Regions from separate parts of the Mus musculus genome. Here regions 1, 3 and 4 are each linked to region 2. Evidence: chromatin loops called from intact Hi-C (ENCODE). Cell type or tissue: gastrocnemius. All regions are shown on one strand.

Region 1 (8,000 bases), 50 kb after region 2:
GGTCTTGGATGCTGCCTATAGTTGCCACTTTGTCTGCTCTACCAGTCGTGTGAGCAGGTTTCCATCTAAGAGGAAAACATAGAAAAGAGATCCAACAGCTATGACCCTAACCGACATCCGTCAGAGTGGTGTCAGGGCACCCTGTTTATTCTGCATGCTGTGAGTATGTGTAGAGGAGGGTTAAGTTCAGTGTCTATAGGACGCGTGATCTACCAGCAGCCACATGAGTGGCTCTACAGTGACCTGTGACCTCCTGTTATGACAGTTAACGACTTAAAAGAAGACTAGGTCTAGGAACTATGTAACTCTTCTAGAATATTTGGTTTACTAAAACTTTTTTTTTCCTTCCCCGCCCCGTCCCCTGGTTTGCTAAAACTATGGCAAACTTTGAAGTAGATTTTATTTCCTTTGGAGACTTAAATATTTGCCCAACTTTCTTAAGTTTGTCTTATGCAGGGCTAGGGTGTAGCTCAGTGCTAGTGTTTGTTTAGCATGCCCAAGGCTCCTAAATTCAGAAACTTTAATTTTGTTTGGTTTTTGTTTTGTTTTGTTTTGTTTTTGTCTTTTGAGATAGGATCTTATTCGACAACTCAGGCTGACTCTTGGCCTCCTGAGTGCTGGGAATGCAAACATGAGCCACACGACAGCTCTTCTGCAGAAGTGTCTGTAGTCATGTCTCTTGTGGACAGAGACATGGCTGGCTGGCTGACTTCCACGTCTCTTCACGTTCAGACTGAGGAGGGCAGTGTGTGGAGATACTGGTTCTTGCTGCTTTGACTTGGGGTCTCCTTGAATCCTGTAGCTTTACCATCTTTTTGTCTCCTTTGCTGATTTGCTCTCTGGTCTAAACTCATTTGCCCAAGTCTCCCCACTTCTACACTCTAGACAGCAAGGGCTGGAGAAACAGGAGAACCTAGAGGCTCTGCAGATGTTGCCCTAATAGCACCACTCCAGAGACTCGCATGGCACTGTTTGCCCTGGGGGGAGGTGAGGTTGGAGAGTGGAGGCTGGGGCAGGTGGCCTGGAACCATTGTTGATGGTGGCTTCTCTACACATCCCTGTCTTAATGCTGCCCCCTCCTTCCTGCCTGCTGGGTACAGCTGTTGCTCAGCATCTTGTTTCTGTTTACCCCAGACAGCCAGAGCACTCTACATTCTTGGTTGCTGGGTGTGTTTGGAATCTCGTACCCCAACTTGCTTGAGAATCACTTTACCTTTTGCCCCATGTTCACCCTCTGCCCTGTCCCTTCATCCCTCCACTCCCTCTGCTTAGCACACTACAGCCAGCTGGCAGGAAGGCCTGCATCTGAGGCCCTCGCTCTGAGCACCTATTAAAAGTACTTGGGAGCAGTTCGAGGGAGAGTGTGAAAGTCCCGCAGATCAGGTTTTCCTCCTCCCTCCCTCCTTTGTATCCTTCTAGTCGCTCACTGTCTGGCAGGCTTTATAGGCTTCAGCCATCCCTGTGGCCCATGAGTTTCTGTCCATGGTGGTAGAGGGAAGAGTGAAAACAGCAGCCATAGCAGACCTCATATTAAAACTCAAGTTGAGCCCAGCAGTGGTGGCGCATGAATCCCAACACTTGGGAGGCAGAGGCAGGCGGATTTCTGAGTTTGAGGGCAGCCTGGTCTACAAAGTGAGTTCCAGGACAGCCAGGGCTACACAGAGAAACCCTGTCTCAAAAAAAAAAAAAGGGCCAAAACCAAAAAACTCAAGTTGAGCCAGCACCTTCAGTTGCAGCTGTTCAGGAGGCTGGAGCCAGGGAGCCCAGGAGACCAGACCAGCCTAGTCAGCAGAGCCATGAAGGATATAGATATGGGTCATGTCCCCTTTGGCTTGGAGGCTCTGGGAGTGTTGTCTCTATGGCACCATTAGATAATGCTCCTTCCCATTGATGACAACAGCTCCTGTTACTGAGAGATGTATCCTGGGAGGGACAAGGAAGGGATGGCAGAGGAGTTCTGCACATGCTGGTGACCCCTGGAGCTTAGGTGGGCCAGCCACAGTTGAGGAGCACTAAACCGTTATACATGGTTGGTTGGTTGGTTGGTTGGTTGGTTGGTTGGTTTGTGACAAAGTCCTACTGTTTGTGTAGCCCACCTGCACTCTGCTGGCCTTGTACTTCCTGAGATGTGAATGCCATTCCAGGGACTAAACTCGAATATTTAACTCTGAAGCTAGGGAAAAGCCTCTGTTTAAGCTTGGTCATGATTGTGTTAGGCCTCTTGCTTTTTTCTCTGTTTGTTTGTTTGTGTGTGTGTTTGTTTGTTATAAATGGTGTTTTTCTAGACATAGTTTTTCTCTAGGCTAAGCTGGCCTGGAACTCAACATCGATCCACCTGCCTCTGCCTCCCAAGTCCTAGGATTAGAGCTATGTCGCCACCTCCCATCCTAAGCAGAAGCTTTTACCCAGAGGGCTCTTGGCCCTTCCTTTGTCATTTTCATTGTAGTTTTTCCCTGGCCCACGTTAGAAGGCCCGTCAATGTGGTGGTCTTCTGTCTCTACTCTGAAGCTGAGCCCTCTTCTCCTCTCTCCAGGCCCTGTCTCAAAGGGACCCTCCTCACAACAACTTCTTCTTCTTCGACGGCATGAAGGGGAGTGGAATTGTGGAGTGCCTTGGTCCCCAGTGAGCTGAGGTGTGTACAAGGCCACCGAGTCACCTGCCCTCTCTCCGGATCATTTTTCTAGAGCAAGCAGGCCAGACTTCATCCTGCCTTTGTCTTCGAAGCTATCAGGGAACTGCGGGGTCCCAAATATGATAATCACGTGGCACCTCTGGCATTGCTCCCTTGGGCTGTCACTGGGGACTGGCAGTGCCTAGTGAGAGAGAGCATCATACTTCATGATGTCAGAGTGTCTTGTCACGGTTTGGACTTAACTTCCCTCTATAGTCAGCAGAGGGGATCCGAGGCCCAGTGCTGCCTGGAGAACTGAGAATAGACCTCTGTTGTTGACCCTTCCTCAGGCTGGAGCCTGGGTGTTGGAAGGGAGAGACTGTCACCCAGTTGTCATGTCTTTTGGTTGTGAGCCTATGCACCTTACCTTTAATGGTTGAACCATCTTTTCAGCCCAAACAGTTTATTTCTAAAAAGTAGATTTAATGCTAGGGGCCATTATGCAGGCTTGTAATCCTAGATGTTGGGATGCCGGGGCAGGATTTACTGTAAATTTCAGGGCCAAGTTGGTCTACATAATGTACCAAGAACCTTTCTCAAAATATAATAAAGGGCATATTCCAGAGTTAGGGTGGGGCACTGTTACCCAGCTCCTTATACTGGGCACCCGGGCCCCTGACAGGAGTGGGTTGGGGGGCAGTTGGTTTGGTCTTCCTTCTAGGAGTATGAGGGCAGCCTGTCTAGTTTGTAGATCCCCTTGGTTGCTGGATAAAGGATGATAATAAAGTGTCTTTCTCTTAAACTTGCTTGTCTCCTCTGTTTTAGAAACATGGGTGGGTAGCTGGTGTCCTATTTTCCTTAAACCTGAAAAGTCTCACACCCTCTTATGCTTAAAAGATTCCTACTGTCTCCAGCCCAGCCTCCTTGCTTCCTTTGTCCTTTTGATAATACAGCAGTTGCACTGCAGACAGGACACATGGATGCTTAGGCTCCTGCCTGTGTGCTGAGGGTCTCAGTACTAACAGGCTGAAGTCACGTGGGTGAGCTAGAGCGCCCAGCTTAACCATGGTGGGTGGCACACTCCTGTCCTGTCTGCACCTAGGAGGCTGAGACAGGAAGGTCACAAGTTGAAAGCCAGCCCCTTCTGTGCAGCAAGTTGGTGAGGTGGAAAGCAGAATCCTATGGCTATAAGATAGGGCTTCCCCTGCAATACCATCAGCTCCAGTTATTAGTCCCCCTGTGCTCTAGTTGGTGCAAGACACAGTTCTCACCCGTGTGTCCCCGTATCCATCCCAGGTGCAGTGGAACCCTTTCTGGGCGTCATTAACACAGCTGTAGCACTGGGATCAGCAGCCCTGTGGATCTCTCGGGTATGAAAGGCCAAAGAAATCACCTTTCTGGTTGCAGTGTGAAGTCTTGGTCACAAGGGGGAGCAGACACTCCTAACCTACGTAAAACAAGCTTTCCATCTGGTGCCTCTAGGTCACAGGCTGAGTCACCCAGAGGGCCTCTGAGGAATCTGGCCGCTGCCAGTCCAGATTACAAGTACCCTACAGATAGGAAGATCCCTACGTGTCTGGGAAAGCCAGTAAAGTAATGGCTTCTAGAACCTCTGCAAGGTATGCAGCTCTGTGGGGACAGAACTTATCCTCAGAGGCATAGGAGTCAAGAGAGCAGGGCATGGGGGTGGGCTGCCCAGAGGCACAGTACCTCCAGTCCACCCTTCTCAAAGCGTGCTGGAGAGTGGGCTGCACAAAAGACAAACACAGCTGGGCAGGCTATCCCCTGCCTGTCCTCCCAGCATGCAGGAAGGGGAGGCAGGACAGGAAATCCAGGACAGCTAGGACTACATAGACCTTGTCTCAAACCAACATTCATAAAGCAGTAACTCACTTCTGTGCTCAGTCTTACCTACTTTTTAAAAAAAGTTGAATGCCAGCCGGGCGTAGTGGCGCACGCCTTTAATCCCAGCACTCAGGAGGCAGAGGCAGGTGGATTTCTGAGTTCGAGGCCAGCCTGGTCTACAAAGTGAGTTCCAGGACAGCCAGGGCTACACAGAGAAACCCTGTGTCGAAAAACCAAAAAAAAAAAAAAAAAAAAAATTGAATGCATTTCTTCAAGTATGGGTGTTAAGTGTGTAAGTTCACACACTGCACTTCTCATGCTGAGGTCAGAGAGCAGACTTAGGGTTTAGGGTGCTGCTGACAAGGTGATCCACACCTTAAATCCGACCACTCTGGAGGCAGAAGCAGGTGGACGTCTGCGTTTGAGGTCAACCTAGTCTACATTGTGAGAGTTCAGGGACGGCCAGGGCTACACGGTCAGACCCTGTATCAAAAACAAGCAAAACCAGTAACATAATGCTTCTGCAGTTGCTCTGGGGATACTTATGTTAGACTTTCATAGTTATGACCGGTTATTATTTTCATTTGAAAATTAAACATAAGAAGATAAGATTATGTGTCTAGTCTTGACTCTCAACTTGACTACATCTGGAATTAACTGAAACCCAATCACCTGGGTTACACCTGTGAGGGTTCTTAACACATTTGACATGGGAAGACCCACCCGCCTTCATCTGGGCCATACCTAGTAGCAAGGATGGGTGGAAATTCTTCCACGTTGGGTGTTCTGGGAGTCAAGTCAGATGGAGAGTGCTTGGCCTAAACAGTCTACTGTCTCGGTCATTCCACAGCTCTCTCTGCTATCTTCAAAGGCTTCTCTGCTGACGCTCAGTGTGCTAGCAGTGTATGCCTATATTCCCAACTGTTGTTGGGCCAGGAGGATCTCAAGTTCAAAATCAGCATGAGCTAAACAGTGAGAACTCATCTCAAAGAATAAACAAGGGAAAAAAACCCTCAGCGCATCAGGCAGCCTGGCAGCCTGTTAGACTCATAATCCTAGCAGCTGCCCTCATGGCTGAACTCAGGATTTTGGAGAGAAACGTGAGATGCTTTTTGGATGTGTTGGCTGTATCCACTTTCCCCCGCCCCGAGGTCACCCTCATAAGTCTTGAGAGGGAAGCTTTCCAGATGGCCAAGTTCCACCCAGACTCAGCTATGTAGATGTATGTCCACCATGGACAAGTGAGGTTTTTTTAAACCTCCTTTACACAGCTTGTGTTTAAGAATAATATGTTGAAAAGTCAGTCGGTGTTGGCGCACTCAGGAGGCAGAGGCAAGCGGATGTCTGAATTTGAGGCCAGCCTGGTCTATAGAGTGAGTTCCAGGACAACTTGGACAACTGTTACACAGAGAAACCCTGTCTCATAAAACCAAACAAGTAAAAGAATATATGTTAGGGCCAACAACATAGCCCAACAGCTAAAAGTTATGTGCTGCTAAGCTGCTGAGTTGGGGTCCCTATGCCAGGTGGGGGTCGGTCAAAGGATTCAAAGGAGTCCTATGTGGGTTACAGGGATCACCTTTACCCACTGAGCCATCCCACTGGCCCCACTTAGGTGAATATATATTTTAATTTTTTGTGTGTAGTAGTTATGCCTGCATGTATGTGTTTATATGTACTACATTTTGCCTGGTGCCCACAGAGGCCAGGACAGGGCACTGGTTCCTCTGGACCTTGGAGTTAAATATCTTTGTGAAACACCATGTGGATGCTGGGATCCAAACCCCGGTCCTCCACCAGAGCAACAAGAACTCTTAACTGCTGAGCTATCTTTCCAGCCACAGTGATATTTTGTTTGTTTTGTTCCTTGTGTTTTGGGGACAGTGTTTCTCTGTGTAGCCCTAGCCTTCTTGGAATTAAATCTGTTCAGGCTGGCCTCGAACTCAAGAAATCTGCCTTCCCCTCAGCCTCCCTACTGCTGGAATTAAAGACATACACCACAATCACCTGACACTGCCCCCCACACCACACCCTACACACTGGGATAATTTTTAAGGAGGAAATAAACTTGTAGGCAAAAGTCCATCTTTCTCCAAAGCAGCCATGGCAGGATGGGGACATGTAGAGAGGAGAGGTGCTGAGCCCCTTCATGGGAAGGTGTGGGCCCACTTAAGTTCCTGCATCCCTTGGGCAGAGGCCATGATGGCTGCAGCTGCTTCCTTTTCTCTTGGGTTTATTTTTCTAGGAGCCTGTTGGATTTGTACAGCATAGCTTCTTGCTATAAGTATCCCTGCGTCTTTGATGCAGGGGGGAAATTTTCTACTTCAGTGTTTGGATCTGGGAAAAGAAGGCAATCTTGTGACTAGAGAGATGGGGTTCAGTTCCCAGTACCCACACGGTGGGTTACAACCAGTTGTAACTCAAAGGGATCCAATATCTTCTATCTTCTGCAGGCCCCAAGCATACATATGGTATACACACATATATGGGGAATCATACATACATGTAGAATAAGAACAAATCTTTAACAAAGGAAAAGTAGACTGGGCAGGGGCAGAGGTAGGCAGATCTCTACTAAGTAGCAAGTTGAATGTAAGCCAGGGTACATGAGACTTAAAAAGTTGAGCCGGGCGTGGTGACGCACACCTTTAATCCCAGCACCCCGGAGGCAGAGGCAGGCGGATTCCTGAATTCCAGGCCAGCCTGGTCTACAAAGTGAGTTCCAGGACAGCCAGGGCTATACAGAGGTACACTGTCTCGAAAAAACAAAAACAAAAACAAAAAACTATAGTAAATGGATTGGTTCCCGGTATACCCAGAATCAGCAACACATGGTATAAATTAACCAAATGAATATTCTAGAGCTGGAAATGTACGCAATAGACGTAATATAATGGAGGTGAGAAACATTGAATCGAAAACACAGTAAGAAATTTTGCAGCCCCCCAAAAAGTTTGAAAGATTGAAAAGGTTGAGCAAGGTGACTCAGCGGGTACAGGAGCTTCCTGGAGTTTGTTCCCTAGGACCCATGCGGTAAAATACAAACCCTGAATTTCACAAGTTGTTCTCTGTCCTACACACACACACACACACACACACACACACACACACACTCAAAGATACATACATACATATACAGACATAGGTACATATACATATAGACACAGACACATGCATATACACACCAATATATACATGAAGTATACATACACTGTGTTAAAAACTTCATAACCTCTTGTGAGAAATGATCTCAAGGTCTGAACTATGGTACACAAGGCTTCATGCTATATAACCAGAACTTTACTGCCCACCCACAAATTATTCAAATTATAAAGCTAACTAAGAGGCAAATGTGTTGGCTCAAACCTATGAACCTAGTACTCAGACTCAGGCAGAAAATGGAGGACTGAGGGAGGGTGGAGCACACTTTTAATCCCAGCACTTAGAAGGCAGAGGCAGATGAATCTATAAATCCAGCCTGGCCTAAAAAATGAGTTCCAGGGGGCTGGAGAGATGGCTCAGTGGGTAAGAGCACTGACTGCTC
Region 2 (8,000 bases):
GGTTGGTCTCAAGCTTACTAAGTCGTGGAGCAGACTCTGAACCTACCTACCCTTTATCCTGTCCTCACCTCTCCAGTGCTGCGGTCACAAGTGTGCACACCACCTCTCGCACACACCTTCTTATGCTTCCATGGGTTTTGCTTGTGTGCTCCAGATTAAATCATGGCTCTTCTTGCCAAGCTGGGGTTCTACTTAAAGCACTTGCCTGCTGTGGCTGGAGCCCCTGAGTTCAGTCCCCAATACCATAATAAATACACTTGTCCTCTTTGGTTATTATACTAGTCTGAGTGGCTGTGCACACATAACCACTCCAGACTTCTCTTACCTGTGGCGTCATCTTCTCATCCCATGGCTTCTAGTGCCCCCCAGAGCCCTCGTGCTGTGCTCCCCCCACCCCATTTTCATACTTCACATTTGTCCTTTCTATACCACTTCGCGGCCTCTTTGTTTTTGCTGTCTCTGAAAACAGTCAAGCCAGGCATTCTCCTTTCCCTTTTCTTTCTTCTTTCTTTCTTTCTTTCTTTCTTTCTTTCTTTCTTTCTTTCTTTTTTTGGGGGGGGGGGGGCTTCGAGACAGGGTTTCTCTGTGTAGCCCTGGCTGTCCTGGAACTCACTCTGTAGACCAGGCTGACCTTGAACTCAGAAATCCGCCTGCCTCTGCCTCCCAAGTGCTGGGCTTTTTTCTTTTTCTTTTTTTCTGAAACATGTTTTTTTGTGTAACAACCCAGGGTGTCCTGGAACTTGCTTTGTAGACCAGGCTGTCCTCTAACTCACAGAGATCGGTCTGCCTCTGCCTCCCAAGTGCTGGGACTAAAGGTGTGTTCCACCCCACCTAGCTTCAAGTATCCCCTTTTGAGCTTGTGTGTTTTCTATAGTTGGAATACTTTCTTTTCAGTTATCTGTATGTTGATCGGTTGTTTATTTTATTTTGATGAAAAATCACCTTCTCTGGGTTTCTTGTTGTGGAGACAAGGTTTTTGTAATCCAGTCTGGATGTGAACTTCCTGAGATCTCTCTCGCCTCAGCTTCCCAGCCATTCAGGTGACAGATACACTCCTTCAGAACGGTTTTCATCATTATGTAACACTTGTTCTTTAAAATTGCATCTTCCCTTGTCCTCTTTTTATTCGTTTATTTTGTGGTTCTGGAGAGCCATGCAGGACCTCATCCATGCACGGCAAGTGTCCTACTGACGGAGCTCTGTCCCCTGCCCCGTCCCCTGACAGAGCTCTGTCCCCCTGCCCCATCATCTGGCCTTATGCTTGAAGAGCTGCTTTCTCCACTGCGCTGCTCATTGTGGAGAGGGCATACACAACGTGCTCAGTAAAGAAGTCATTTTCTGTGCACAGTTGTTTGGGGCCAATTTTCTAGATCTGAAGGTTCAGTGGTGTTTCTGTGGTGCATATAGTGAAAATTAAGTTTTCTTTTTTTTTCCTGTCCTGTGATTGAACAAGTCCCACTACTTGGGGTCATCAGATTAACATAGCATGTGCTTCACAGGCTTCGAGCTTCCCGGGTGCTGATTGTTGGCATGAAAGGACTTGGAGCTGAAATTGCCAAGAATCTTATCCTGGCAGGAGTCAAAGGGCTCACCATGCTGGACCACGAACAGGTATGTGCCATCTGATTGCCCTGTATCTCTCAAAAGGCCGTGCTGCCAGTGCTGCTGGGCAAATCCAGGTTCAGTGCCACTGTAGGGAAACTGAGGCCTGGGAGGAGGTTTACGTGAATATATAGTCTTCAACCCCTGAGCCGCTGATTCAGGCCTGGAATGATTCGGGAATGGGAACATATAGAACATGGCTCAGTTCAGTGTGATGGCACATACCTATAATCCCAACACTCAGGAGATTGAGGCAGAACTATAAATTCAAGAGTAGCTTTTGCTATATAATGAAGGTCCTAAAAAAAGTCACAGTGGGACTGGAGAGATGGCTCATCAGTTAAGTGTACTGACTGCTCTTCCAGAGTTCACATCTCTACATACTCACATGGCAGCTTACCACTGTCCATAACTCTAAGATCTGACATTCTCACATAGACATACATGCAGGCAAAACACCAGTACACACAAAATAAAGGTATGTAATTTTTTAAAAAAATTTAAAAAATAGTCAAAATAATCTCATAGATGGCTCACCATCATTACTTTGAAAAACATTGAATCAGACAGAAGGTAGGTATATAGACTGCATATCCAGAGAACAGTGAGCATCCAGTATGAAACTGTACATCATACAGAGATACCACAGCAGTGCCCAGTTCACGTACAGCTTTCTCTGGCCTATCTTTCCTTTAGGGTGGAAGTGCTTGTTTATACATTTTCAAGCCTCACTGACATGTAAATTTTCTAGCAATTTTTTGTTTATTTGCTTGCTTCTTGGTCTTGAGGCAGGGTCTCGTGTAGTTCAGGCTGCAGTGGGACTTGGAGTGTAGCCTCAAACCCTACGAGACCTTGTCTCAAAAAACTAGAACTTTATACTATAATATGAAGAAAGCCATGAGCTTTACGTACTCAGTGCCATAACTTTTGTTTGTTAGTTTCTTTTGTGACAGAGTTTCTCTGTAGTTCCTGACTGCCCTGGAACTTGCTATGTAGACCAATCTGGTCTTGAACTCACAGAGATTTACCTGCCTCCACCTCCTGAGTGCTGGGATTAAAGGCAGGCTTGCGCTTCTCCATGCCGGGCATGAGGCTGTTGACTATGTAGGGATTGGCTGGGAGCTTTCTGTGTAGACCAAGCTGATCTCAAACTCAGAGATCAGCCTGTCTTCTGCCTCCGGTGCTGAGATTAAAAGAATATGCCGTTGATTCTGGCATTTTTATTGCTATTGAAGTAGGATTTCGGTTAGTTCAAGCTAACTGAACAGGTGAAGGTGACCTTGAACTCTGATCTTGCCTCTACTCCCCAGTGCTGATTTTACAGACATGAGCCACCACACTGTTTATGAAGCACTGGTGGTCAAACCTACAGCTTCATTGCTTGCTAGACAGATAGCATTGCCAACTAGGCCATATCCCCATCTAAAAATTAAGTTAAATCTAAGAGGAAAGTGGTATGGTGATACATGCCTGTAATCCCAGCACTCAGCAGAGGCAGGAGGATTGCTGCAAATTTAAATCCATCCTGGGCTACATCGCAAAACTCTCATACATCAAACATTTAAAAAAGAAAGAAAATCTAAGAAAATACATATCTGTGAGCAGTCAGGACAGAAGATTTTTGTGAGACTACAGTGCCCTCTAGAGGCAGGAGCACATCTGGAGGAGGATTAGTGTATGTGCCACCAAGCAGTTATCTGGCTGTGGGGCTCATCCCAGATGTGTGAGGTGGCTCTGATGTCATGTCAGAAGAGTGCTAAGGGCTGTGAAGTGTTGGGAGGCATGGGCTGATTGTCTTCCTCTACTCACTTGGAGGGCCATAGTACCTTCTCCTTGAGTGTCCTCAACCCCAGCTACACTGTAGAGAACCTGGGCGGTGATACAAATATCAAAGCACTCCAGGATTTGGAGTTAGGTGTGGTTTATAATGGACTTTCTGTAGCCTAGTGCTACTCAGCTTAACTAGCCCAACTCCCATCAGATAAGTAAATACACTATGCTTTTCCTTCCCCAATTTCCCAGAGAACACCGTTGGAGGAGAAGGTATAAAGTTGTTTGGAAGGCTGTGAAATCATGTGGACTTGGCTATAGTCCCAGCTTCTACAACTGGACAATAGACTTCTCAGACTTTGTTTTCATTTAGATGGGGGTTTTAATGCCTGTCCCTTAGCATTTTATTTAGTCTACATTCACACATCTTAGAGCACTCCCTCAGGGACCCTGAAGTCTGCCGTTCACTGAATAAAAGGTGCTTACACTCTGGTTCTCATTCTCAAAGCATTATCCAGAAGCCATTCTGGCCTCCTTAACGCAGATTGTGATATGGAGACTTGGAGAAGTTTCCTAGGGTTCTGATCTGAGTTAAGGAGGTGCTTATCAAGTTGAAAGACTGCTTTGGCAAGGGATTTTTTTTTCCTTAAGATTTTATTTACTTATCATATGTAAGTACACTGTAGCTGTCTTCAGACACACCAGAAGAGGGCATTCAATCTCATTACAGATGGTTGTGAGCAGCCACTGTGTGGTTGCTGGGATTTGAACTCAGGACCCCCGGAAGAGCAGTCAGTGCTCCTAACCGCTGAGTCAGCTCTCTAGCTCTCCCTCCGGGCTGGCAAGGGAAGTTTTAAGAGGGTCTGCTAGAGCCCTCCAGGTGAATATTCATTAAACAGTTTCAAAGAAAATGAGAAGGCAACCTGAGCAGCCTTGGCCTCTATCACCAATCAAGATGGCCTCATTATTGAAGGTGATCGGGACTCTAGATCTTCAAGGTGTGTTTGAGTGTATCAGTAATCACTGCATCAATTGTTGACTCAAGATGTAGGATGAGAAACCACTTTACAAGTGTGTTAGGTACTGTAGATGAGAGGTGAGATGTCGGGAAGTGCGCTGGTATGAGGAACAGGAGAATCTGCTGGCCCATACATGCATGAACTCAAAGCCAAGAAGAGATATAGGAGATGATTTCACTTTCTTATTCTCAGAATTACTTGAGTTCTGGGACCTGCCACCATCTGCTCGGTAGTAAATGGAGGGAAAGGAGGTTAGGTCCTGGTTACTTGTGGCCTCCGTCTTGGCAAGGAGTCCAGGTCCTTGCCCTTAGCCAGCTTACTGCAGGGCTACATGCAGGCCAGGAATCCACGTGAAGACAAGGTTTTGACTTGGGCGATTAATGTGTTGTTAATGGCTTATCTCCAAAAGGTGGTAGATAAGAACACTCAGTGATGAGGTCTGGTGGGTCTCCAAGAAGCTGTGACTTTAATAGACTGAGGTGGATGGCTGGAAGGCAGTCTGCACCAAGAGTGACTTGAGAAATGACGCCAACTTTTGGTAGAAATTAAAAGCATAAGTGAGCTTGTTTTGGAACTATACAGAGTGAAGTGAATGGACCCTGAGATGGAATCTTGCACACAGCTTTACTTCACAGGGCCTATGGAGACTACAGTGTCTATCAATAGAAGAGAAGAGCCAGGATCTGAGCTCAGGGTAGCAGCATATTACCTGTGGAATGATGAGTGTCTATACTGTTTCTATACACTTAAGCAATACAGTCAGTGATTGAACCAGGATTTGAATCTAACCAGAATGGTGTAGAGCCGTTCCCCATAATCTCAGACTTATGCCTTCCAATAGGGAATGAGATCCCAACAGCATGTGGTGACTGAAAAGCATAATACTGGTTGGAAAAAATGCCACCCCTTTTTATTTTTTATTTTTCCTTTTTATTATTAATATTTTTTCAAGACAGGGTTTCTTGCCAGGCATGGTGACACATGCCTTTAATCCCAGCACTTGGGAGGCAGAGGCAGGCAGATTTCTGAGTTCCAGGACAGCCGGAGCTATACAGAGAAACACTGTCTCGAAAAACCAAAAGAAAAAAAAAAGGACAGGGTTTCTCTGTAATAGCTCTGGCTTTCCTGGAACTAGTTCTCTGTAGACTAGGCAGGCCTCAAACTCAGAGATCCACCTGCCTTTACCTCCTGTGTTCTGGGATTTAAGGCATGTGCCACCAACTCCTGACTTGGCCCATTTTCTTGATACTGAGAAAGAACGTGTCCTTTGGATAGTTGGTAGGTGCCTGGGGAGGGACAGTGGGGGAGATGACTTAACTTCCCCTGAACCTAGTTCTGGTGAACTCATTTGCTAAGTTAAATGTTTTGTGTATGAAATACTTTTGAGTGATATGGATGGAGTCTACTTGGTAGCTCTGGTCTCTGGGGCTCTGCTGACATATCTACCCTTAATGAAAAAGTCAATTACTCTGCTTGCTTCCATGTCCTTCTGGGCTGGGGGTGGAGATTCTTCCAATTCAGGGACGGTCCTTTGTGTGCTAGGGAATCAGTTTACTGCTGAGAACTAGTAATCACTCAGTAGCAGTTAAAAATCTACCCAACTTTAAGTAGAGGAAACCTTAAACTTTGCTTGGAGAGTTTCCCATGTAAACACAAGAGGGTGCTCTTTAACTATCGATGGCCAGCTTTAAACTGTAGTGTGGTACAGCCTCAGAAGAAAGAACAGTCAGCTATCTTAGGGTTTCCATTGCTGTGATGAATACTGTGACCAAAAGCAGCTCAGGAAAGCAACATTTTATTTCAGCTTCAACTTTGAGGTCATCCCATGACTGAAGGGAATTAGGACAGAAATGTGGAGGCAAGGGCTAAGACGGAAGACATGGGGAACACTGTTTACTGGTGTGCTTAGCTTTCTTACTTAGACAGTCAGGGACACCTGCCCAGGGATGCCACTACTTATAGTTAACTGGGCCCTCCTATATTTTTGTTTTGTTTTTGTTTGTGGTTTTTGTTTTTGTTTTTGACAGGGTTTCTCTGTGTAGCTTTAGTTGTCCTGGAACTCACTCTGTAGACCAGGCTGGACTCTACCTGCCTCCTCTGCCTCCCAAGTGCTTGGATTAAAGGCATGTGCCACCACTGCCTGGCAATTAACTAATATTTTAATGGATTTGTTTGTTTGTTTGTTTGTTTGTTATATGTAAGTACACTGTAGCTGTCTTCAGACACACCAGAAGTGGGTATCTGATCTCATTACAGATGGTTGCGAGCCACCATGTGGTTGTTGGGATTTGAACTCAGGACCTCTAGGAGAGCAGTCAGTGCTCTTAACTGCTGAGCCAGCTTTCCAGCCCCCTACATTAATTATTAATCAAGAAAATGCCCCCACAGATTTACCTATAAGCAATCTGATGAAGGCATTTTCTCACTTTGGTTTTCCTCTTCCCAAATAATTCTAACTTGTTAAGTTGACCTCCAAAAAACCTAACATATCACTAACTACAACTTTTCCTTTCTGACTTGTCCTGAATAAGACACTAAACGGTCTTTTAAAAAAATTCAAGCACTTTAGCAGTTCAGTCTCTCTAAAGATTTATTTTTATGTATATGAGTACCCTATAGCTTTGCTGATGGGTGTGAGCCTTCATGTGGTTGTTGGGAATTGTATTTAGAACCTCTCCTCGCTCTGGTTGGCCCTGCTCTCTCAGACCCAAAGATTTATTTATTATTATACATAAATACGCTGTTGCTGTCTTCAGACACTCCAGAAGAGGGCGTCAGATCTCCTTACAGATGACTGTGAGCCACCATGTGGTTGCTGGGATTTGAACTCAGGACCTTCGGAAGAGCAGTTGGTGTTTTTACCCACTGAGCCATCTCACCAGCCCCCCCTGTTCAGTCTCTTTAAACATCCAGAATACCTTTCAAGGTTTTTCTAAAACACCCAAGTCTCTCAACTAACTGTGGGCTTCTGCAAATTAAAAAAAAAAGTGTTTTCTTACTCTTTTTTTTTTTTTTTTTTTTTTTTTTTAGATATTTTCTATATTTACATTTACATTTCAAATGTTATCCCCTTTCCTAGTTTTCCCTCTGAAAATCCTCTATCCTCTCCCCCTCCCCCTGCTCACCAACCCACCCACTCCCATTCCTGGTCCTGGTCTTCCCCTACACTGGGGCATAGAACCTTCATAGGACCAAGAGCCTCTCCTCCCATTGATGATGGACAAGGCCATCCTCTGCTACATATATAGCTAGAGTTTCTTACTCTTAAGAGGAAAAACCTGAGCACAGTCAAAGTCCAGCAGTGTGAACCTTGGTGTCAGACGCCTGTGACTCAGGATCTTCTGGGCTCCAGAGATCTTGAAGAGCTCCATTCCACAGCTACTTCTGCCTTTGGTACTAGCTTCTCCAAGTGCTGGCATCTCTGTGGCAACTGGGCTGAATCTTCACCACAGGCCTCTTTTGGGCTTTCTTCAGGCACTCTGACCCTGCAGTACCTCAGCTGCTCTTCATGACTCCTTTGGCTGCTATCATAAGGTACAGTCTTGGCCCTCTCTGGACCAAGCTTCTGTGTGCTGACCCTGAGCAAACATTTCCTTACAAGATTTTGCC
Region 3 (8,000 bases), 87 kb before region 2:
GTAGTTTTCAGGAAGCTGAGGCAGGAGAATGGCAAATCTTAGTCAAACTTGGGTTATTTATTGAGACTCTATTTCAAAGAAACTAAAAATTTTCATCCAAAATGTATCCATAGTAAAATTAGATAGCATTTTTAAAAACGTATTTGTTAGCTGGGCGTGGTGGCGCAAGCCTTTAATCCCAGCACTTGGGAGGCAGAGGCAGGCGGATTTCTGAGTTCGAGGCCAGCCTGGTCTACAAAGTGAGTTCCAGGACAGCCAGAAACCCTGTCTCGAAAAACCAAAAAAAAAAACAAAAACAAAAACAAAAACAACAACAACAAAACAAAAACAAAAACGTATTTGTTTATGTGTTCATATGTGTATGTGGGCAGGACACAGCACACAGGTGGAAGTCAGAGGACAATCTGTGAGAATCAAGTCTCATTGTATCACATAAGTTCTGGGGATCTTCAAGTCTGATGGTGCATGCATTTATCCACTAAACCATTTCTACAACTTTTAAAAATATTTATTTATATTTAAGTGTGTGGGTGTTTTACATGAATGTATGTACCACAGATGTGTAGTACTGACAGAGGCCAGAAGAGGGCATCAAATCCCTGAGACTAGAGGGGTTCTTCCGCAAGAGGGCGTGCTCTTAACCACTTAGCCAGTTCTCCACACCTCCCCCATCCCGGCTTTTAGACAGGGTCTCGCTCTGTGCCCTGACTGGTCTGGATCTTGCTGTACACACAAGGCTGTTTTAAAGTATCCAAACCAGCACCATTTACTGCATAGTCCCAAAGGAGTCCTGCAGCCATGAAGCAGCCCAATGCTGCCAAGCACAGACCTGCTTTCTGCTCCCATCGACTTGCCAGTTTTAGACATTTCATAGGCGTGGGGTCACTGTGGCCTTTTTGTGCCTGTCTGCTTTTATAATATTTCATCACAAATCAAGGCTTCAATTCCTCTTCATCTTGGATCTACCGCATTTTGTATTGGTTCTCGGAGGCTGGACGTTGGGGAATTTTTCTTGGCTCTGTGTAATGCTGTTCTCTCCGTGTGCATACAGCACTCCTCACAGTACCTATCTTAAGGTTGTTGGGTTATAAAGGGATTGCCAGAGGCTCACGTCATAGCTCTCTTTTCACTTATTGAAGAATCACCGAGCTGTTGTCTTCAGCTGCTATCTTAATGTGCAGTCCACCCTGCAGTGCAAACTTCTCTAGCTACTCTCATAATTTTGTATTTCTTTGGATTTTGTTACTGTCTTTCAGTGCAGAGGATTGAACCCAGAGCCTATGAATACTAGACAAGCACTCTACCACAGAGCCACTCACTGGAGAATTCTAGGCAGGGGCTCTACCACTGAGCCACGCCCCCAGCCCCTCACTGGGAGATTCATCGCAGGTGTTCCTCCACTGAGCCAAGGCCTTAGCATCATACTGGGAGATTCTAGGCAGATGCTTCATCACTGATCTATGTTGCCAGCCCTCATTTTAACTTTTGAGATAGGAACTCATTTGTTATGTACCCCAGGCAAGCCTTTAGTCATTGATTCTCCTACCTTGCCTGCCAAGTAGTTGGAGTTACGGGCCTTCACCACCAGGTCAGCCTCAGCCTTGGGCTATTCATTGGACCGGGCTTCGGTGCCCAGTGAGGACAGTCTGCGCTGTTCCCGTCACTAGCACTGCCTGTACTGTATAGGACCTGTGAACAGAAGTACTCAAGAACTTTTTGGTTTTGGTGTGAAAAAGAATGAGGGAGTGGACAAATTCCTCTTTCCAATGTCTGTCACTCAGTCTTGGTCTCTCTGTCCCCTAGGGAACAACCATCCTGTGAACTGGTTCTCTATGGTGGCTGGCTGGGAGTTTAAGACTGACTGGGCCCCTAAGGGCTGCCCAGAGCAGTGAGTCAGACCAAGGGTCCCTGACTGTCCTCCTCCTCCTTCTGTCCCCAGCCCCAGGCCGCCGAGGCCCTGTGGCTCTGGTCTCTGAAGTCTTCGAGCAACACCTAGGTGGACACATCCTACAGGTGAGCGCCTCCCTTCCTAGCCTGCTGCTTTGTGCTGCCACCTGGTGGTAGCATCTGGGAATAGCACTATTTTTCCTGCATCAGTTCCCTGTGGAGAACTGGACAGGACTAAGGGTACCCAGGTTGTTCCCTTCCTACACCCGCTCCGTTTGTCTCAACTCTAGTCCTTGGATGGCTTCGTGTTCGCTTTGAACCAGGAAGGGAAATTTCTCTACATCTCAGAGACAGTGTCCATCTACCTGGGTCTCTCACAGGTAAGTCTTCCCTGCAGTAGGCAGCTATCTTTACCGCCTGACCTATGCATGCCCTTACTCTCTTCTGGTATCACTAAGCACAACGTGAAAAACAGACAACCTTCCTTGGAACCCCACAAAGCAGCCCGACATATGCTGGAGGACTCAAGCAGGACCACAAGTTCAAAGCCAGCCAAGGAGACTTAGCAAGACCTCATTTCAAAATTAAAAACCTCATCTAGAGATGTAGTTCTACAGCGATGTGTGCTCACCTAGAATCCTCCAGGGAAGGGCTGAGCTCAGTGAGGGTGTGAATCAGCGGTATGCCACTTGTGTACCATTCTGGAGGTCCTGGGACTCCAATCCATTGTGTCTGGGGCAGGATTGTAGCTTGGTTCATAGAATGCTTGCCTGGTGTTCACAAAGCCCTGGGTTCCTTACATAAACTGGGCATGGCGGTGAGGTATAAACCTTACATTAAACTCCATCACTGGAGAGGTGGAGGCAGGAGGACCAGAAGTTTCAGGCCAGCCTAGGCTATCTGAGACTGTCTCAAAAACTAACACTTCCCCAAAGGAGGGGACTTGAATGTGTAGGTGACAAAGTAGGGTGGATAAGGTGGTTGTGTGGGTGGGGTGGGGGATGAGGGTGAGGACCACAGGGGGGATAAAGGTTAGAGGGAGACAGGTCACCCACTTCAAGCAGAGGGACAGTAGAAGAAGGCACGGTGGGTTTCTGAGTAAGAATTGCCATAGTTGGATATGCAGCTTCCAGGAGAGTTTTAAATGGGGCTTGAAGGTCAGAGGCTCCCTGTGAAATCAGAGCATGATCAGAACAGAAAGCTAGAGGCTGTACTGAAGGGGCCTGGCATGGGATCCATGTGAGATCTGAGAGGCCAGTCTCCAAGGCCCTAACTCATTAAAGAGCTGACAACTGCCGGGCTTGATTTCCAGCACTTGGGAGGCCGAGTCAGGAGGATCACCACAAGTCTGAGGCCAGCCTGAGCTACCTAGCAAACCTCTGTCTAAAAAAAGAAAAAAAGAAAAAAACAAAAAAACAAAAACAAAAAGGGCCAGATGTTGCAGCACATGCCTTTAGTCCAGAATTTCAGGAGGTACAGGCAGGCAGATTAATAAGTTTGAAGCCAGAGCTATAAAAGTGAGACCCTGGGCTGGAGCGATGGCTCAGTGGTTAAGAGCAGGTGCTCTTCCGAAGGTCCTGAGTTCAAATCCACATGGTGGCTCACAACCATCCATAATGAAATCTGACGCCCTCTTCTGGGGTGTCTGAAGACAGCTAGAATGTACTTACCTATAATAAATAAATAAATAAATAAATAAATAAATAAATCTTTAAAAAAAATAATAAATACATCTTAAAAGAAAAAGTGAGGCCGGGTGTGGTAGCGCACGCCTTTAATCTCAGCACTTGGGAGGGTTCGAGGACAACCTGGTCTACAAAGTGAGTTCCAGGACAGCCAGGGCTACAGAGAAACCCTGTCTCGAACACCTCCCCCCCCCAAAAAAAAAGTGAGACCCTGCCTCAAACAAAAAAAGCCCCTCCCTCCTTAATTCAAAAAAGCAGGAAACACCTAAGAAAAACACAAGCCAGTTGTGAAGTGCACTTGAAGGTTGGGCGAGCAGACCTAAGCTAAACCCAGCCTCAGCTTTGGCGCTCACGCGGCTCCTGCATTCCTCTCCATCACCGGCAGGTGGAGCTGACGGGCAGCAGCGTCTTCGACTACATCCATCCTGGGGACCACTCGGAGGTCCTAGAGCAACTTGGATTGCGGGCTGCAAGCATCGGTCCCCCTACACCACCTTCCGTGTCCTCCTCTTCCTCATCGTCTTCCTCCTCGCTGGTGGACACCCCTGAGATTGGTAATTTCCAGGAATCCCATCCTTGCCAGTGAATGAAGCCTGAGGGTAGATCCTGGTTTTTGTGTTTAACATGCTACAAAACAAGGTTTTGTAAAACAAACAAACACAACAACAACAACCCAAACCAAAGCAACAACAACACAAAACAAAAAACCCACAATGAGTCAAGCCAACTTAAGGCACTAGGGTGTCTAAACTTGCCTGGTTCCCCAGAGTGGCCAAAATACACCAACATTTGAGCTGCTACAAGGAAGTAGGAATAAGACTGAGAATTTTTTTTTTTTTTTTTTACATTCCACTGTGCCTTTAAATTTTCATTGGGCCCTAACTTCAAACCCACAAGCCATGAGGGATGGCCCCCAACTCCAGGCACAGCACAGAGAGATCAAGTTACTTGCCCCAAGTCACCCAGCTGTTCCATATTTTTAGTTGTGTGTGTGTATGTGGTGTGTGTTTAACTTTCAGGATACAGTTCTTTTGTTGATTGTTTGGGGTTTTTTGTTTTGTTTTGTTTTTTAGTGTTTGTTTGTTTGAGACAGGGTTTCTCTGTATAGCCCTGGCTGTCCTAGAGCTCACTCTGTAGACCAGGTTGGCTTTGAACTCCTCCTGCCTCTGCCTCTGTGTGCTGAGGTAAAGGCATGTGCCACCACGGCCCAGCTTCCTTTCTTTTATACTTCTAGTCTGTGGTAGGGGACCTGACTGTCACAACAGTTCTAGCCTGCCCTCTGTGGTCACAGGTGGCTACTCCAGCCTGGGTCAGACTGATGCCAGCGGATGCCTGGGGGGCAGAACAGAGCTTCTGAGCAGGAAAGAGGGGCTCATCTGACCTTGGACCTGGCTGTCCCACAAGGGGAGATTACTTTATCAGTGTACCTGTGCGACCATTAGATGCATCTGAGTGTCTGGAGCAGCCACAGTGAGGCTGGTTCTGAGTTGACGGGGTTCTGGAAAACTATGACAGCGCCCTCTTGTTCTGCCTCAGAAGCCAGCCCCACCGAGGCATCGCCTGCCTTCCGAGCCCAAGAGCGGTCCTTCTTTGTCCGCATGAAGTCCACCCTCACCAAGAGGGGCCTGAATGTCAAAGCCTCGGGGTACAAGGTGGGTATGAACTGTCTCTTTCCCCCTGTGTGCCAGCTATATCCCGGGATACAAGGTACTGAGAACAGAAACTGGGAGACACTCAAAGCCTTCCCAGGGCCAAGGGATCTGTGGGTATCAGGTGGAACTGGGTGAAGCTTTGACTTGGCTGTGGTCCTCCTGCCTCAGCAGTCCCACCTGGCACCTCCCCAGCCACCCCCACCTTCCACAGGTCATTCATGTGACAGGGCGCCTGAGGGCCCGAGCCCTGGGTCTTGTAGCCCTTGGACACACGCTGCCCCCAGCCCCACTGGCTGAGCTGCCTTTGCACGGACACATGATTGTCTTCCGCCTCAGCCTGGGCCTCACCATCCTTGCTTGTGAGAGCAGGTACCAGGGTAGGGGCGGGAGGGAAGGTGGGTCCAAAAGGACCTGGGGATATGTGGGGACCAGTCAATCCTGGGCCTTTCAGTCAGGGGCCGTGGGGAGTTGGGAGGAGAGAGGACAAGGGAGAAGGCAAAGGTGCCTGGGAGACGTGAGGGTGGCCCTGGCTCCCTTACAAGGCTTGCCCATTTCTTTTTCGGGCCCCCTTTTCTTCACCTATGCCCATTTTACAGAATGAAACTGAGGTACTGCAAGGGTGTGGATCCTGGGGAACCCTGAAGCCAGCTCTGCTGTCTCCTGTCACCCAATGTCTCCCCACTCCTTTTCCCTTTCTTTCCTGTGTCCTCCAGAGTTAGCGACCATATGGACATGGGGCCCTCAGAGCTTGTGGGACGCAGCTGCTACCAGTTTGTTCATGGACAGGATGCAACCAGGATCCGCCAAAGCCATCTGGACCGTGAGGCACACTTCTGTACCCTCTCCCCATCCTCCTACCACCACAAAAACACGAATGACCCTGCTTCCCTGTTCCCTGGAAGTCCTTCTTCAGGGCTAACCAGAGTCTCTGGTTGCACTGCAGCTTCTGGGGGCTGTTCGGAACAGAAAAGCAACAAAGAGGCTGAGCAGTGGCTGGGGGTGGGGGATGAGGGTCAGTAAGCCGGGTAAGAGGGGTCTCTGACCGATGCTGGGGTGCCTCTGGGTCTCTGACTACCTCTGTGCCTTTCTCTCTCTTTCTCGATTCTCCCCACTCTCGCTGCCTCTGCCTGTCTCCTGCTCACCTGCCTTGACCCTCCCCACCCCTCTGGGCTCTCTGCTCCCCTGGGATGGACCAGTGCTGGACAAAGGGCAGGTGGTGACTGGTTACTACCGTTGGCTGCAGCGTGCGGGGGGCTTCGTGTGGCTGCAGTCTGTAGCCACTGTGGCCGGGAACGGGAAGAGCACTGGGGAGCATCACGTGCTGTGGGTCAGTCACGTGCTCAGGTGAGAGGTGGCCCATTGCCATCCCAGCATCTCCAGCAGCTGCTCCCCATCCCAGCCAGGGCCCTTAAGGGAGGGCTGGCTCTGTAGACACAAAGGGGAAAGAACCTAGGAGGCCTAGGTATGGAATGGCCTCACTTGGTGGACACGGAGAGGAATCAGTGTTGGGAGGAGACACATCTGTGACGTAGGCAGGGCAGGAACGCTCGTGTGGTGTGCCTCCGGCTGAAGGTGTGAATTGGACTCGTTCGTGTGGTGTGCCTCCGGCTGAAGGTGTGAATTGGACTCCAGGGCACTGGGGAGCCACAGCAGACTCTATACAGGGAGAGTGGTGCAAAACATACACGCGTTGTGAGCAGAGGGCACAGAACGGATGAGCCTCAGGTCTACAGCCTGAGAAGCCCAGGGAAGAGCAGAGCGATTGGGGCTGGAGCACAGAGTTGGGGGCAGGGGAGGCTGTAAATGGCAGCAGGATATTTTATCTCGTGGTCACTGGAGAACTATTGAAGGCTTTATGTCTGGAGGGGATCACAATTCTGCACTTTTGGAAATATTTTTCTTTCTGCTGAGAGTTGACTGGGAACTAAAAGGGACTGGAGAACAAGGGGAGGCTGCGGCATGGTTTAAGAGATGAACGGGGAGAAGAGAGAAGAGGGGTGCCATTTGCCCTTTGCTGAGCTGATTTGATTTGGACCCTAGAAGGGAGCAGGTGATTTAGATAGGAGAGACACAGATAACCATGGCATGCTTAGAGGATGTCCAGGTAACACGAGGTGGCTGACAGTGGCTCAGGTTTGCCACAGCAGGGAGAACTCAGATGAGAATATATTTGGAACTGGGTCTGGTCCTCTTTGTCCCAACCAGTGGAAAGACTGAGGCAGGAGGCCACCTTGGGAAACCCAGGGAGTGTCTGTCTCAATCAGGAATGCTCAGTGGTAGAGCCCCTGCCTAGAATCCCCCAGTGAGGGGCTGGGGGCGTGGCTCAGTGGTGTAGCCCCTGCCTAGAATCCCCCAGTGAGGGGCTGGGGGCGTGGCTCAGTGGTGTAGCCCCTGCCTAGAATCCCCCAGTGAGGGGCTGGGGGCTTGGCTCAGTGGTGTAGCCCCTGCCTAGAATCCCCCAGTGAGGGGCTGGGGGCGTGGCTCAGTGGTAGAACCCCTGCCTAGAATCCCCCAGTGAGGGGCTGGGGGCGTGGCTCAGTGGTAGAACCCCTGCCTAGAATCCCCCAGTGAGGGGCTGGGGGCGTGGCTCAGTGGTAGAGCCCCTGCCTAGAATCCCCCAGTGAGGGGCTGGGGGCGTGGCTCAGTGGTAGAGCACATAGGAGGCTCTTGGGTTTAATTCAAAGTGTGTGTGTGTGTGTGTGTGTGTGTGTGTGTGTGTGTGTGTGTGTGTATCCAACTAGGAGTTTATAGGTCTGATAGAAAGTTTTTAATGCTG
Region 4 (8,000 bases), 50 kb before region 2:
AGTTCTCATAGAAGTTCTGGGCTGGCGGGATAGGAGGCATCATTCCAGAATGTGGGGAGTCTCCAGGACCATAGGGCATCATTGGGGGGCCACCAGGACCCATGGGAGGGCCAGGGTTCATGCCAGGACCCATTGGCATGTCAGGATGCATGTCAGGGTGCATGTCGGGGTGCATGTCGGGGTGCATGTCAGGGTGCATGTCGGGGTGCATGTCTGGGTGCATGTCAGGGTGCATGTCAGGATGCATGGGTCCCCCCATTGGCCCTGGGGGTCCCATGTTGGGGCCAGGACCCATTGGCCCCGAGGGTCCACCAGGTCCAGGGAACCTAGAAGAGGAAATGGTACTTGTGATGAAGCTGCTAAGGAAAGGCAGCAGCTCCCAACCAGTAAACCTGCAGTGTTCACTTGGAGCCTGAGGCCCGGAGTCCAAATGGCGTCTGACAGCCTCATCAAGGGCAGAGCCCTGCCAGGCCAATGCTCCTGTGCTTCTGTGGACAATATACTCACCTCACGCCCAGCTTCTCAGCTAGCTGCCCCGTGGGCCGCACCACAATCTCAAACAAAGAGGGGATCTTCTTGTTGTACATGTCCTGCTGTAACTGTTGTGGAGACAGTGGCTCATGTGTTGGCAGGGACATCTGAGGAGGTCCAGGAGGTGGTGGAGGAGGTGGTGGTGGTGGAGGAGGGCCACCTTGCATGGGCCTGCCATTAGGAGAGGTGGGGGCTGGAGGCCCAGGGGGCCGTGGAGGAGTAGGCAGGAGCCCTACACCAGGAGGTGGCTTGGGCAAAGGGTTGATGCCCTGCTTCTTCAGCTCCTCTACCTCCTTCTCGTCCTCAGCGCCTGCTTCTGCATCATCAGCCAACATCTGTGGGAACCAAAGAAGTCACATCAGAAGGCTCCACCAAGTCAGACTGAAAAACTTCGGGCACACACCTGCCAAGGGCCTTAGAATGCAGAGCCTAGGACCTAAATTCATCTTCTTCATCACCCTGGGCACAGTGTACACAATTGTAATCTTAGCATTAGGGATGAAGAGGCAAGAAGATCAAGTTTAAAGGCAGCCTTCCTCACCACCACGGTTCCCATTTACAGTGTCTATAGATGACCTGAGACAGATTTGTCCAACAAGGCTTCAGAACACATTGGTAGCGCACTTCTCTCTACCAGCATCAAGTGTGAAAGCCCGGGCAATACCCTTAACAATCTGAAACAGCTACCAGAGAGGACAAGCCTGAGGCTCAACACTAGCAGGCATTGCTGGGTAACAAACCGGATGAAAGCAGTCTTCCTGGCACCCTTAGGGATGTCTTCTAACATGGACAGCTCTACAGCTGGCCTTCCCTATGTGTAAAGCCTTTTACAACACAGACCCTGCAGCCAACAGGCTGACGAGTCTGTTCCTAACCTGGTCTTCTAATCTGTGAGCCCAATGACATGAACATGGCAAACACACATGAGAAAATGACCAGAGGATAGGACATAAACTACCTATCAGCTATTTCAACACAGATGGAGAGAATTGTCCTTACAAACCCTGGTAGCCTTTCCATACATGGCCTCCCTCCTAGCAAGACCACTGCTTGTTGAACATTTCGACTGCTAGGGCTGAGCTGTGTCGCCAAACCTTTCATTAGAGCTGATGCTAGAATCCAAAGGTCTATTATCTAGGTAAAAATGAGAGTCATCACCAGGTATGGTGGCACATATCTTTAATACCAGCACTCTAGAGGGATAGGCATGCTAATTCTATGGATATAAGGTTAGCCTGGTCTACATACTGAGTTCTAGAACAGCCAGGGCTACAGAGAGAATTTGTCTAAAGAAAAAAAAAGTGCCGCTTGCCACTTGCATACACAAATAAGGTAGCTGTCACTAATTCTAAGCTTTGCCCAAACAAGAAATATACAAATGTACTTTAACCAATGACTGTGAGTGATCAACAAACCTAACCATCAGCTGAGGAATTCAACCTTGCAGACAACTGCATTGAACTGCAGAGACACACAGTGCTGTAAGCAGATCAAGAGTGCCCTACGGCATGCAAAAGTCACCCCCCCCCCCCCCCACACACCTGCTTTACTCTGTAGTTCTACTTAGAAGACACTTGTCCTCTCCAGTCAGTGAGGGGTACAGGCTCTCCCACAGAGTTACCACCTGTTCCCCATCCCTATGATACCCTGAAAAAGCAAACTATAGGGACATAAACCATATGGGCAGTTATTAATGGAAGGGAGGAGAGACTTATAGAAAAAGAGAGGGCTTTCAACGGTTGGATAAACTGTGTGTGTGTGTGTGTAATGTCTATATTGTATAGAGCAGACACAAATCTACATGTTGGTCAATACCCACAGATCTGCTGGGCAAAACCTGGTGGTCCATGCTTGTAATCTCAGAACTTGGGAGCTTCATGGGTTCTTCAGGGAAGGATCATGGGTTCAAGAATGACTGTAGATATGTAGTGAATTCAAGGGCCAACCTGGACTACTCAAGACTATTCCAAACAAAAACAGCCAGTCTACGTCAGAGCAGCTGAAGCCCTGCCGCACAAGGGAGAAAACAGGCGCCTTTCCCTGGGGTGAGGGCTATCCCCCGACAGACTTGGAGGTTTACATTTTGTACTTCAGCATAAACTTGACACCTAAGCATCTCTACAGCCATCCAGGTAACCATCATGGCTCAGGTCATGCCATTTAGCCGAGTTGGCGGTTTGTAAAGAACTCAACTGTGCTGGTGAGAAGATACAACCAAAGCCAACAGAAGAGACTTCCAGGAGACTGCCAAGGTAACAGCAGTAGGACCTGTGATTCTGCATCAGAGCTTCTTTGTGATGCGGATTCCTGTTAGTGACATTACTGTGCTGGCTGAGAACACTCTCAGCGTGGGAACTATGTGCAAACGAGGAGGTAAGCAGCTCACAAAGTAAGCAGGTCTCAACACTTTGTGTTTTTCTTTTTCTCCTTTCTGTTTCTACATTAAAATTCAAAATTTCAAAACACTTTTTCCATTAAAAAAAAAAAATCTTTGCTCAACATGGTGGTGCACACCTTTAATCCTAGTGCTCAGGAGGCAGAGACAGGCGGATCTCTGAGTAAGAGGCCAGCCTGGTCTACAGAGCGAGTTCCAGGACAGAGAAACCCTGCAAATGTATGACAAGAGGAGGCAGGAGGAATCAAAAGGTCAGCATGGGCCACAAAGCAAAACTGTCAAAACAAAACAAAACAAAAGAAAAAAAGGGGGGTGGGTGGGCTAATGCAAATTTAAATAACAGAGAAAACACTAGTACACACCTCTAATCCCCACACTCATCCCGGTCTACGTGTGAGCTCTAGGTCACCCAGGACTACATAGAGACCATGTCTTTATTAAAATATACATAGATATGTAAAACAATCCTCCTCCCAACCAAACTTTAAAAAATAAAACAAAACTACAAGAAAAACTAAACTGACCAAGGGGTCAGGCCTGGGCTCCTGCTCCTGAGTGTGAACACTGAGCCTCCAGCAGGGGGCGGCCTCTAATCAGACACTGCTGGTCCTTCCACAGGCCAGTGGTTACACTCTAAAGGGACCGGATGCTGACCATCAGCTCTCAGCCTGATAGGCTCACAAAAGGAATGGCAAAAGGAAGCATCCCCACTAACTGTACCAATCTGGGGAAGAAAAACAGACACTAGGATGAGTGTCAAATGGCACCAGGTTTGTGAGCTCCTGGTCCCACTCCCTTCTTCTCTACATGAGTCCCTGTGACTGCAGAGACACTGGCATTTCCAGTCTCGGGGCATCTCAGTCTCTCTACACAACACAACACCATAAGGTGACAATCCTTTCATTCCACTGTCCCCTAGGGAATCCAGTGCAGCTGCCTCAGGTCTGCTGTTAAAGCAGCGTGACCCTTGCCCCGCGTCTCCTGTAGGAAGATGTATGTATGTACAGATGGATGTAACTTGCAACAGACTCTGATCTTGCAAAGGTTGTCTGTGCCGACAGAGTGGCGTCAGGCTCCTGTGGACTTTGCCCGTGCCACCTCAAGCATTACCTTATCTAGGAGCTCTCGTGTCTCTTCTGTCAGCGGGTCATGGGAGAACATGCAGTCGTCACCATTGATGCAGTTCCCAGTGGTGTGGTATAATTTACACGGAAAGTCACGTTCATGACTAATTAAGGTAAACATTTCTTCTCAGAACCCACCCCAAAGAATTAAATAACCCCCTTCGTTTTGGAGGTGAGGTGACAGTTAGGGTTGTGCACTGGCTGCCAGTGGCTGTTCTCAACACTGCTTTAACTCCAGAGCAAGTTCTGGTCCACAGAGCTGGACTTGGAAAGGGTCCTAAGACTCTCTACAGAGAAAGGGACTAAAGGACGTGGGTTTCCTCAGGTGAAGCTGTGAACAGCTCAGAGAGAGGATAAAAGAGGCAGAAGGAAAGCTGAATGGTAAGGCCCCAGGAGCAGCAACACAAGACAGACACAGCAGACAAGACGGCAAAGGATATCATGCATGTAGGGGCAGTTCTCAGCACGAGCACAGAACCCCGTGATGTAAAATTTGCACAACTCTCGCTTCTTCGGTAGCTCAATGTCGTGGCTAAAATTGCAGTGGTCTCCCTGGAAAAAGAGAAGACGAAGTGAGTTCTGATTCACTTGTGTCTGCAGTGGGACCACAGACAAGAACATGTCCCCTTGGGAAAATGTAGTCTCCCAAATCCAGGCCCTGCTCCCTAGCCTGTGCCTTCTGCTCAGGCTCAACTTTTCACTCCTGTGTTTTCCTGATGCATCTCTGTCCTTCCTTTCACACCTACTCTGTCCCACACTATTTGCTGTCTGGCAATAAAAACTCATCACATAAGCAAGCTCTACATTCTGTCCTTCCTACTGAACCTTGGCTTTGAGGAAGACGCCTGCCTAAAACAATACCCCATTTTCCAACTTCTCTTGTTCTCTCCACAAAACAGGCAAAAGCTTCTGGGCGAGCGACGTCCTGAACTGAGACAGACAAGACCCAAAGCCAGGAACCTGATACGCCGCACATCAGGCTGGCCTCAAAGGCCAGTGACCTGCCTGCCTCAGAATCCCAGAGCTGGGATTAGAGGCCTGCGCCACCACTGCCTGGCATCCTCCTAGTCCATGGATATAAAGTTCAAAAGCGCAGCAGTCATTATACAAGTACAGTCCATGGTGACAAATGCCACAGATTTAAGAAAGGCGTGGAAAGGAAGAGTCTAGGTCTCCAGGGAAACACTGAGCACTGCAGAAGCCTTGATTCCTGATCTGAATGACAAACAAGTATGTGTTGAAACCAGTACAGTCAAGACTGAGGACAAGCATGGTGGTGGCTGCTGCACACACCTTTAATCCCAGCACTCTTGGGGGAGGCAGAGGCAGGCAGATCTCTAAGTTTCAGAGCAGCCAAGACTACACAGAGAAACTAAGAGTAGTAAGGACTATTTTACATATTTCATATATTAGTCTATAGGTTTAAATACCTACTTCCTGACTTCCAAGGGAGCAGTAACTCTCAGACATCTATGCCACCTGCCTGCTGCCTTTGTATCACTATCACTAAATGGTCACACGTATCTCTTGCACAATGTCCAAGGCTGATTCTGTCCGGAGTCTTTAATAATCCCTTTCCAATCCTCAAGCTCAACAACGTAATGGGAACAGAGTAAGCCCTGAGGACTCACTTGAAACTCTAGAGACTAGACAAAAATTTCTACCAGAAAGCACCCCTACACCTCAGACTGTCTACACAGCTTGTTCTGGCTCTTCTACCGTAAGCAGAAATCCGAGTACTCTAGGCTGCCCAGAGGTCTCCTGGCTGCAAGGTGCCAAGGGCCGCTATCACACAGTCCTTCCCATTCCCAACAGTGTGGGTCACATGTCCTCAGGCGGTACACTTACCCAAGTGCATCGTCCCTCCACAAAGTATTTGCAGATGACTTTGCCTTTCTTGTCAGACTGCTGGTGGGGCTTGTCATGATCACTCCGCCGGTAGCTTCCGCCACCACCGTCCTGTGAGTAATGCAGAAGAGGATGGGAGTGCATCAAGTATAGAGAGAACAGGACAGGTGCAGACAGCTCCTGTCACACCACATGCAATACAGTACCCAGATGGGAAAAACTCTGGCACCTGAGCTGGGCAGGAATGCACCCCTCCTAGAGAGAATAGCCAAGACTTTTCTGGAAACTCTCCTGAACAATCCTGCACCATGTTAACCTTCCCATTTTAGAAACTCAAGATGGGGGCTGGTGAGATGGCTCAGTGGGTAAGAGTATCCGACTGCTCTTCCGAAGGTCCGAAGTTCAAATCCCAGCAACCACATGGTGGCTCACAACCATCTGTAACGAGATCTGACTCCCTCTTCTGGAGTGTCTGAAGACAGCTACAGTGTACTTACATATAATAAATAAATTAATTAATTAAAAAAAAAAAAAAGAAAGAAACTCAAGATGGCTGCAGGTATTGTTTCAGATAGAGGGCTGTACAAAAGGGCATCACCCTGAGAAACTGCTGAATACTGATCAGCCCATGGGTAAGAGGTTGATTGGGACAGGGGACAGGATCAGCCTTCACAGAAGAGCTCATTAGAAAACAAAGAGCCAGGGTGGTGGTGGCACATGTCTTTAGTCCCAGCACTCAGGAGGCAGAGGCAGGCTGATCTGTGTTTCTAAGGGCAGAGTGAGTTCTAGGACAGCCAAGGCTACACAGAGGACACTCTGCCTCAAAAAAACAAAACAAACAAACAAAAAACCCACAAATGAATGAATGGACGAATGAATGATGGTAAGATAAAATAAAGGAAACAACAACAAATCTCAAAGTTGCCTTGATCAAAGCCTCAGATGACAGGGCCTGGAGAGATTGATCACTAGTTAAGACTGGTTAACAATTTGAGGTTCAGTGGCTCTCTGAATTCAAGGCCAGCTTGATCTACAAAGTGAGTTCCAGGATAGCCATGGCTACACAGAGAAACCCTGTCTCGAAAAAGACTTAAAAAAAAAAAAAAAAAGGAAGGGAAGGAGGGAGGAAGGGAGGGGAAGGGAAGGGAAGAAGAAAAAAGAAAAGAAAGGAGATAAAAGAAAAAAGATAAAAGAAAAAGGAGAAAGAGAATGAGAAAGAACTGGCTGCTCTTCCAGAGGACCCAGGTTAAATTTCAACCCCTCACATGGTCATTCACAACTGTTTATAACTCCAGTCTCAGGGATCCAATGCCTGTGGGTACCAGGCACATACTTGGTGCACAGACACAGGCATCCAGGCAAACAGCCATATGCAGAAAAATAAATAAAATTAAGAAACACAACCCAGAGAATGCACATCAGATCTCAGGAGTGAACTTACACCCATGTCATCATCGTAGAAGTCCTCGTCATCATTCATTCCGCCCTTGCTCATTCCACCTCTGCCGCCTCGACCTCTGCCCCGGCCCATCCCCTTCCCTCGGCCTCCTCGGGAACCGCGGCCTCGGCCTCGACTCAACCCTGTGGAGAAGCCGAGAAGGGATTTAACTTCTCCCACTAAGCCAGCAGTGGGTGCAGCCCAGCCAGCACGTCCTCAGGGAGCCCTTGCCCACCTCGACCTCGGCTGTCCTTGGACCTGCGGTACTGGTTCAGCTCCTTGGAATAGTCATCGTAATCATCGTCTCCCATGGGCTCCTCACTTTCTCCATACTGGATTCCAGAGAAACAAGGCAAAAGTGTCATGCGAGAGACAACCCTGAGTTAACACTGGGTGGCAGCCATGTGTGCTGGGTGGTCCCAAATCCCACGCTTGAAGCCTTTTCACTTCAGACTCTAACTCCATCAGGCAGAGCCAATCACAGTGCCTCTGGGCACATGGGACAGCTGTACAACTTCAGGAAATGGGTCACGCAATGGATATAGACGGAAGGGACAGAATGGTGTGTATTCTGTACATCCCTCCCATGCCTGCCATAAGAGGCAGGAGACATTCTAGAAGACTCAGAGAAGCCCTGTCTCAGAACAGGGTTTTTGCTATCTAC

The links. Peaks named below come from ENCODE experiments on the same cell type or tissue, not always from the same donor. Only the 100,000 strongest peaks of a DNase experiment are listed, where the experiment ranks them.
Region 1: it touches region 2 in a loop (2.0-fold over the local background); 14 of 42 quality-filtered maps call a loop at or near these places.
Region 3: it touches region 2 in a loop (4-fold over the local background); 9 of 42 quality-filtered maps call a loop at or near these places.
Region 4: it touches region 2 in a loop (7-fold over the local background); 8 of 42 quality-filtered maps call a loop at or near these places.

The regions. Positions count from the first base shown.
Region 1 is chr7:16,322,463-16,330,462 of GRCm38, reverse strand. It overlaps Sae1 (SUMO1 activating enzyme subunit 1), which reads left to right. Exons shown (of 9, transcript NM_019748.3): 9 at 2,534-3,413. The coding sequence ends at 2,626. Among named protein-coding and RNA genes, the nearest start is that of Bbc3, 17 kb to the right of the region's middle. In gastrocnemius, a CTCF peak has its summit at 4,033 (motif pointing right); a DNase peak (open chromatin) is centred at 4,082; H3K4me3 peaks cover 279 bases; H3K27ac peaks cover 2,595 bases.
Region 2 is chr7:16,371,976-16,379,975 of GRCm38, reverse strand. Sae1 (SUMO1 activating enzyme subunit 1) reads left to right here. Exons shown (of 9, transcript NM_019748.3): 2 at 1,500-1,611. Among named protein-coding and RNA genes, the nearest start is that of Sae1, 12 kb to the left of the region's middle. In gastrocnemius, CTCF peaks have their summits at 3,260 (motif pointing left), 6,045 (motif pointing right) and 7,122 (motif pointing right); a DNase peak (open chromatin) is centred at 3,256; H3K27ac peaks cover 221 bases.
Region 3 is chr7:16,459,374-16,467,373 of GRCm38, reverse strand. It overlaps Npas1 (neuronal PAS domain protein 1), which reads left to right. Exons shown (of 12, transcript NM_008718.2): 4 at 1,940-2,013; 5 at 2,178-2,267; 6 at 3,958-4,126; 7 at 5,109-5,224; 8 at 5,436-5,593; 9 at 5,938-6,044; 10 at 6,421-6,568. Among named protein-coding and RNA genes, the nearest start is that of Tmem160, 11 kb to the right of the region's middle. In gastrocnemius, CTCF peaks have their summits at 587 (motif pointing right), 2,057 (motif pointing left) and 3,957 (motif pointing right); DNase peaks (open chromatin) are centred at 3,958, 5,476, 5,877, 6,541 and 1 more place.
Region 4 is chr7:16,421,857-16,429,856 of GRCm38, reverse strand. Zc3h4 (zinc finger CCCH-type containing 4) reads right to left here. Exons shown (of 14, transcript NM_198631.2): 6 at 7,572-7,668; 7 at 7,340-7,479; 8 at 5,899-6,009; 9 at 4,491-4,602; 10 at 4,037-4,146; 11 at 508-866; 12 at 1-326. Among named protein-coding and RNA genes, the nearest start is that of Zc3h4, 25 kb to the right of the region's middle. In gastrocnemius, a CTCF peak has its summit at 3,491 (motif pointing right); a DNase peak (open chromatin) is centred at 3,515.